Regions from separate parts of the Homo sapiens genome. Here region 2 is linked to region 1. The links are chromatin contacts, found by Hi-C or POLR2A ChIA-PET in ENCODE. All regions are on one chromosome and are shown on one strand. The core of a region is the stretch at or near the end of the contact, and the rest is flanking DNA. Distances in the headings are between cores, read along the strand shown.

Evidence for each region. A loop is a pair of places that touch in the nucleus more often than their neighbours do. ChIA-PET counts read pairs that join two places held with the same protein, here RNA polymerase II (POLR2A). Pooled maps may share reads with other maps.
Region 2: a loop to region 1 is called in a pooled map, with 4 times the contacts of the local background. The contact joins the promoter of TMCO4 here to the promoter of SLC66A1 in region 1. A Hi-C loop is called at or near these places in 3 of 37 single-sample maps with no recorded cell type and 7 of 50 pooled maps. POLR2A ChIA-PET finds 5 or more read pairs at or near these places in 1 of 52 experiments (HepG2).

The regions. Positions count from the first base shown.
Region 1 is chr1:19,310,932-19,314,518 of GRCh38, reverse strand. SLC66A1 (solute carrier family 66 member 1) reads right to left here and starts at 2,193. Exons shown (of 8, transcript NM_001040125.2): 1 at 1,630-2,193. It overlaps AKR7A2 (aldo-keto reductase family 7 member A2), which reads left to right and starts at 2,375. Exons shown (of 7, transcript NM_003689.4): 1 at 2,375-2,692. The coding sequence starts at 2,395. RefSeq lists silencers at 1,884-1,973, 2,054-2,693 and an enhancer at 2,285-2,784.
Region 2 is chr1:19,798,485-19,802,278 of GRCh38, reverse strand. TMCO4 (transmembrane and coiled-coil domains 4) reads left to right here and starts at 2,363. Exons shown (of 16, transcript NM_181719.7): 1 at 2,363-2,424. RefSeq lists an enhancer at 1,695-2,195 and a silencer at 2,119-2,618.

The sequences.
Region 1 (3,587 bases), core at 944-3,443:
CCTTGGGGACTCTCCCTCTCATTTCCCCCTTTCCCCAGGTTAGGGAGGAAATGAAATGGACACATCTCAGCATGTGTGTGTTGGGGGGTTGTCTCGAGGAAGGTACCTTGGTTTATGGCCCCTGCGGCCTCTCTCTCACTTCCCCCTTTCCCTAGGTTAAGGAGGAAATGAAATGGATGCACCCCAGTATGCGTGCGTGTTGGGGAGTTGTCTTGAGGAAGGTACCTTGGTTTATGGATCCAGGATACTGGGTGGGTGTCCCCCTGACCTTGGACAGGACCCATGTGCAATGTGGAGCTCGGGACACTCTGAGACACACCTGATCCCTGAACAGAAAGGCCTGGCTCTGAGGGCCATCCTGCGTAGTTCCTGTCACCTAGAAGCCAGGCATGGGCCCACATCCTGTTCAAACAGCTCTGAGCAAATGGATGTCCAAGGTTGCAATGGAGCTTGACCTCACCTGCAGGGATGGGAAGGACCCCAGAAGCGGTACCCTGGAATCACCCTTGGAGGGTGCATGTTCAAAATTTGGAGTCAGTGCACCTGGGCTGGGGCTTAGAGATTCTGGGTTTAAGAAGCCCTCCAGCGATTCTGCTCCATCTAGTGCACTTTGAGAAAGGTTGGGCTGGAGATGACATCTCCTGCCACACCCAAACTCCTCTCCCTGATCCCAAGCTGAGTCAGGGTGCTTCGGGCACATGATCACAGCCAATCATGTGTCCACCTTTGTCTACAGGATGAAGTCCAAATTACCTGAGGCTAGGCCTCAAGTTACTCCAAGAACTGCCCTCCCAACCTTATCTCCTGCCTCCTGACCCACGTCTTCAGTCATTTCAGGTCTCCAGGCTTCTGCACGTGCCATCTCTTCCCCTAGAAGTGTCCTGCTCCCCTTCAAGGGCCTGGTCATGAGATAAGAAGACTCACTTCTAAATTGCCCTTTCAAAGATGCCCCATGAGAGCTGGCTGGACAGGACCTTCCACCTCCTCCTCTCCCCTTGTCCACACACCTGAAGAACGCTACCACCGTCCTCTGCGACCACTGTCTTTGAAACGTACTCTCCCCACCCTGGGTTGTGCATTTCTTATTCTCCAGGTGTAAACACACCTAGAGGTTCAGCAAATGTTGAGAGACAGTGAGAGAAAGAGAGAGGTAGAGAGAAGGACAGAGTGAAGAAGAGAGGAAACGGGTGAGAAAGGAGAAAGGGTGGAAGAGAGAGAAGAGGAAGGAAAGGAGAAAGGAAGGGGAGAAAGCTGTGAGCTCGAACAGCCCAGGGTTGAGGAGAAAAGCACTCTGGAACAGACCTGCCCGATGCCTACCAGTCTGGAACTCAAGTGATTGAGCTTCGTAGTTCTCATCTGAAAAGTAGGGGAATAATGCAATACCCACCACCTAGGCTGACTGCAGAGTTAAATGAGACAATCCAGGCCAAGCGATTACAAGGGTGCCTGGCACTGGCACTCAACACCAACAGCCCAAAATGACTATTATTTGTTCTCATTGTAGCCCCTCCAGCGTCCGGGCACACAGGCGCCTTCAGTAAGCGTTGATTAGACATGACCTGTGACCCAGGCCCGGGACCCCTCACACTTCCAGACTCAGACTCTCCATTTACACGTTTGGAAACCTACCCTAAGCACGGCGTGGGAGGAGGCAGTGTAGGCCCTCGGTCCCTGCAGACCTGGGGAGATTGTGGAGGGAGGAGCGTCCCAGCTCGGGGCTACCACCCACTCCAGGCCTCGGCGTCCTCGGCCACAGCTCCCTCCTGGTGACTCAGCCCGGCGCGGGCCGCCTGTTTGGAGGGATAATGATAGGACAGCTGCTGGGGCCAGCGCCGCGAGGGCCCCTCGCCCGGCCGGCCCGGGAAAAACGAAGCCATCAGATGCCAAGGGGCCGGTCGGCCGGGGCAGGGCAACTCCTGGCCAGGCCAGCTCGAGAGGCCGCGCTGGTCGCCTTTGAGGTGGGGGGCCACTGGCTGCGGATTCCCGAGGGCCACCCAGTCCCGGCCCGGAGCCTCGTCCCACGATATCGCGCCACAAGGAGGGCGCAGGAGCCGGGACAGTCCAGCGGCCGGAGGAGAGGGCTGGAAGGATGTGGCAGGGAAGCCCAGGAGCCCCGACCCCCAGCCGTGAAGTTTGCCACCTGCCCCCGGTCCGGCTCACCACGTCCAGATCCGCCGCCAGGGCCCAGCTTCTGGGTCAAGGCCCGCCGGGTCAGCTGACCGCGCGCCACCGCCCCCGCGGGAACCGCAGGCCCCGCCCCCACGCCGCGCGCTGGGCTGACCGGGCCTGGAGGCGCCGCTGGGGCCGCGCCTGTTGTCCCCGCCCCCAACTGCCTCCGCGCTCCTCCCCGGCATGGGCGGGGCCCCCGGCTCCCAACGCGCAGGCGCCGCTGCTATGCTGAGTGCCGCGTCTCGCGTAGTCTCCCGCGCCGCCGTCCACTGCGCGCTTCGCTCTCCGCCGCCCGAGGCCCGCGCGCTCGCCATGTCCCGGCCACCGCCACCGCGGGTCGCCTCGGTGCTGGGCACCATGGAGATGGGGCGCCGCATGGACGCGCCCGCCAGCGCCGCGGCCGTGCGCGCCTTTCTGGAGCGCGGCCACACCGAACTGGACACGGCCTTCATGTACAGCGACGGCCAGTCCGAGACCATCCTGGGCGGCCTGGGGCTCGGGCTGGGCGGTGGCGACTGCAGAGGTAACAGTAGCTGCAGATCCTCCCCATGCATCGTGTAGAGCTGAGCCTGTCCCCAGCCGTGCACCACCCCGCTCGGGCCCGGCCGCGGGCAGCACCGACGGATTCGTCCCTCGCTCCCCACCCCAGGTCCACCCCGCAGCTCTGGGAACCCCGGGACAACTAGACAGTGCTTTGCCCTGACTCCTTTCCCCCACTCTCCTTCCCTTGGGAGTTGCAGCGCGAGAGTCTCCCCCCAGCCTGGTCTGACCCATCGCTTCCCACCTCCATTGATGCCCCCGCCTCCAAACCTGCCAGGTGCCCACAACCGGTCCCCACCCAGGCTCTCCCCCTTTTCTCTACCCCTTCGTTACCATCATCACGCATGCACACCCTGGGCACCCTTTTCTCATCCTGGCCTTTTCTTAACCACTAGAATTTGACCTGTGCAGCTGGCAGTACCTCTGCCTCTCTCAGGGAGAACTGTGGCGATGCCGTAAGGCTGGCTGGGAGAGTAGGAGTGTTAGGGAGTGCGGACGGGTCAGGGTGTAGGGACTTTCTATCCACTCTATGCCAGGCTTTGACTTGGGGCCATAGGAGGGAAAGTGATTCCAGCCCTCCACAGGGAGTTCAGAGTCTAATGAGGAAGATTGAAGTAATGATTGCTGGAGAGCCCAGAAGAGAGAGTACTTTAGGGAGCTGCAGGCCGGGGAGAGGCACTAGGGAAGGCTCAGCAAATGCTGGATGGAGCTCAGCCTTAAAGGCTCAATGGTAGGTTGGAGGAGAACAAGAGAAAGGAACATTAGAGTCTGTGCAAAGACTTGGTTTGGAAATGCAATGTGCGTGATGTGTGAAAGGAAGGCCACTGGGCAGGTGGGGCTTGAGTGGAGGATGGAGGGGACTGTCCCTCGTGAGCCTG
Region 2 (3,794 bases), core at 1,114-3,613, 490 kb before region 1:
AAACCCCATCTCTACTAAAAATACAAAAAAATTAGCCAGGCATGGTGGTGCGCACCTGTAGACCCAGCTACTCAGGAGGCTGAGGCGTGAGAATCGCTTGAACCCAGGTGGTGGAGGTTGCAGTGAGCTGAGATTGTGCCATTGCACTCCAGCCTAGGCGACACAGCAAGGCTCCGTCTCAATAAAAAATAAAATATAATAATAAAGTAAAATAAAATCAGTTGGTTTCTTGTCCATCTCCCTCCACCCATCCCCCAAACCAGAATGTAAGCTCCATGATTTTGCTGGAAACACTTTGATTCTCCTGCTATACCCTCAACATCTAGAACCCCACCAGCCACTCCACACATCCTGGTTGAATTAGTCAATGGTTCATTAGAAGGCTTCCCCTTCCACAACTCCCTAAACATTCCTTTGGGGGAGAGTTACTTAGAGGAAACAAAATTCTTCAATGTCCAATACCAAACCTAACAAAATCTCAAAAGCATACACCAAAAGGGGTAAACATATTTTCTCCATCTTTCCCACCCATAGCCTCAATGATGGGATCAGGAACTGTGTGCAGTGGGGGCGACTAGGGTGAGGGTTGGGTGCCGGGCAATGGCTGAACAGGGTCCAATACCCAAAGACAAGTGTGTTCAACACAAGGTCTCTAATCAAATTAGAGACAGGGCAAAGCAGGGGAGTGCAGAGTGGTGCCTGGTCCCACAAAGCTGATCTGCTGGAAGGGGCTGCCAGACATTAAGAGGAGGGCTGGCTGCAGTTCTCAATCTTGACAAAGCTCACATGCTCAGATATAACCCCTTATTCCCCTAAAGCCTGCACACGATTGACCCATTTGACCCTCACAATAACTTCATGGGTGGGTAGAGCTGCCCTTCTTGGTCCTGATTGGCCAGTGGGGAGATGAGCAGATGAAGGAAGGAACATTTCACAGGTGCGTGAGTCCCAGGCTCTGAGCTGGGATGCTGGTCTCTGACCCCCGTCGGTACCTTTTCCTCCCATAACCCTAGATTGTCTTCACTGGGAGTAAGGGCAACAGCTTCTGAGGCCACGATGATTCATGCCCTAGCTCTGGCACTCATTAGCTCTGTGGCTTCTGCATTGTCTGGACCTGAGCCTCGGTTTCCTCTCCTTCAGAGTGGGTGTGATGAAATTTCACAGGGTTGCTAGGGGAAAGAGATCCATTCATTAAGTGCTTCTTTTGAGCACCTGCAAGTGCTAGGCACAGTCCCTGGGGCTGGGCACACAGCGGAGAGCAAGGCAGCCTAAACCCGCCCACCTCCAGGGCTTTTAAAGTCTAGTTGGGGCTGCGCGGTGGCTCACGCCTGTAATCCCAGCACTTTGGGAGGCCGAGGCGGGTGGGTCACCAGAGGTCAGGAGTTCGAGACCAGCCTGGCCAACATAGCAAAACCCCGTCTCTACTAAAAATACAAAAATTAGCCGGGTGTGGTAGCACACGCCTGTAGTACCAGCTACCAGGGAGCCTGAGGCAGGAGAATCGCTTAAATCCGGGAGGCGGAGGTTGCAGTGAGCTGAGATCGGGCCAGTGCACTCCAGCCTGGGTGACAGAGCGAGACTCTTATCTCAAAAAAAAAAAAAAAAAAAAAAAAAGAACTGTACCTGGCGCGTAGTAGGTGCTCGGTAAATTTGTTCAATGACTGAATGTGCTGGGTGCTCAGGGAAGACTCTCAGATCCCATCCCAAGAGACCAGAATGGAAAGCAGGAAATGGATTGGGGGAAAGGGAGGTCTGAAGGCAGAGAGTCCCAGGCACGGGAGCCTCCAGGCAGAGGCCCTGAGACAGGACCAAACTTAGCGTTAGGGAAAATGAAAGTAGAATCAGGAAGAACTTAGATATCTGAACACTTTGCAAACTACAAAGTGCTGCATACACGTGCGGGAAGGCGGTTTCTGCGGCTGGTTCTTTGTTTACATTATACATTTTTGAAGACTTTGTCTTCAAAATGTGGCTTTGGGGCATGCCACTCTCGGGGCCGAGTCCTTCGCGGGCAGTTTCTGCAAAGTCCAACCCTGCAGGGCCCTTCTCCCGCGCCGCGCTGTCTCGCTGCTTCCTGGAGGGTAAATGGACCCACACACAGATGTGGCGCCGCGGGCTTGCCGGTCACCTGCAGAGGCCGGCACCCCTGTCGCGATGGGTGGTGGAGGTGGGGCAGAGGTGGGACGAGCCAGGTCGGGACCCGCAGCTGGCGAGTCAGAGCCTGGAAGGCCCCGCGCCCCCGCGCCGCGCTCCCTAAGTGCTCCGCCCGGCCGGTGGCGACCAGGCGCGCTCGGGGCAGGCGGCGGGACGGGCCGGGACCGGGGCCGGGACGCGGCGGGGAGGGGAGGGGCCGGGCCGGGCCGGGCGGGAGGAGCCGCTCGCCGGTTTTGCCGCCTCCGCCTTTGCCTTCGCAGCCGCCTCCAGGTAAGGGGGCCCCGGAGGAGCCGCCAGGCCACGGTGGCGCGCACCTCGCTGGGCCACTCCCCGCCGGCCCCACGCGGGGCACTCGGAGCCCGGCCCAGCCCCGGGGCCCTTTGCCCTGCGCCCCGCCCTCCACCCCGGGGACACTGGACCCACCAGGAAGCGGCCGCGCGCTCCCTGGCGCTGCCTGCCCTAAGCCCAGGCCGCCTGCTGGTGGTTGGTTTGTTTTCAGAGCCGGAAGTGCTTTTAGAAATCTTGGGGAGGCAGAGGGGGAAACTGAGGCTGGGCGGAGCACTCGGGCGACTCCGGCCTCGGCCTCCGAGTTCTTAGAGGTCACCCAGCCGCTCCCTTGACAAATGAGGACGCTGGTCAAGGTCAGAGAGGAAGGGGGCTTGCCCAAGGTCACAAGAGGTCCCTGTGCTTCCCCTTGCCCCACGTGGCCCCTCCACGCCCCCGTCAGGAAGGCCTCTAGGACTCCCCCGCCTCCTGTCTCCCTGTCCCCCCGCAGACTCTCAAACAGAGAATTCCAGGAGGGCTTGGGGAGCCTCTGGAGAAAAACCAGGCTCCTCATGTTACAAGGAGGCCATGTCTTCTGGTGCCCATGCCTGAAGTTACAGGAGGGAAGAATTACTGCTGCTGACTTTTGAGTGGATTTTACAGCTGGGTAAACTGAGGCTCAGAGAGGTGAGGTAACTTCCCCAAGACCACACAGCTAGGAAGCAAGAGATAAAAACCTGGGCTACCTGCCTGGAGAGCCTGACCCAGTGCTTCGCACAGAGTTGGCCTCCACAATGCCTTTGCCCTGACCAGGCTGCCTGGCCCTTCCCTGGGGTTGCACTGGGAATTAGGAGCAGGGCCAGGCTAGAATCCCAGACTACTACCTAACTCGAAGTAGGAGTCAGCACATGAGCCCCCTTTTTCCTAACTCAGTGTTCATTGCAGAAAATATGACACTCTTTTAAGCTTTGGGAACATCCATTTGTTCATTCACCAAATATTTGTTGAGCACCTACTGTGTGCATTGTTTAGGCAACGAGGATACAGCAGTGAACAAAAAGGAGCGCTGCCCTCAGGAAGTACACTCCAGAGGGTGGAATAAAGCCCTGCCCTTCAGCCTGGGGAGGGAGGGCTGGGCACAGGGGAGACCACTGGCATTTCCCCAACTGTGAAGTACATGAAGACAGCAGAAGAGATCGGTATTAGAGTGGCCTCAAGCCCTCGTGTGCAGCATCAGACAGAGATGGGCTCAGGTGCTAGCTTTGCAGCTTTGTAACTGAGTGGGATCAGGCAAGTTAAATGACCTGTCTCCAAGGTTGTTGTGAAAATTAAAGGAGCTGAAGCCACAAAAGGCCCAGTGCAGTATCTGACACTTT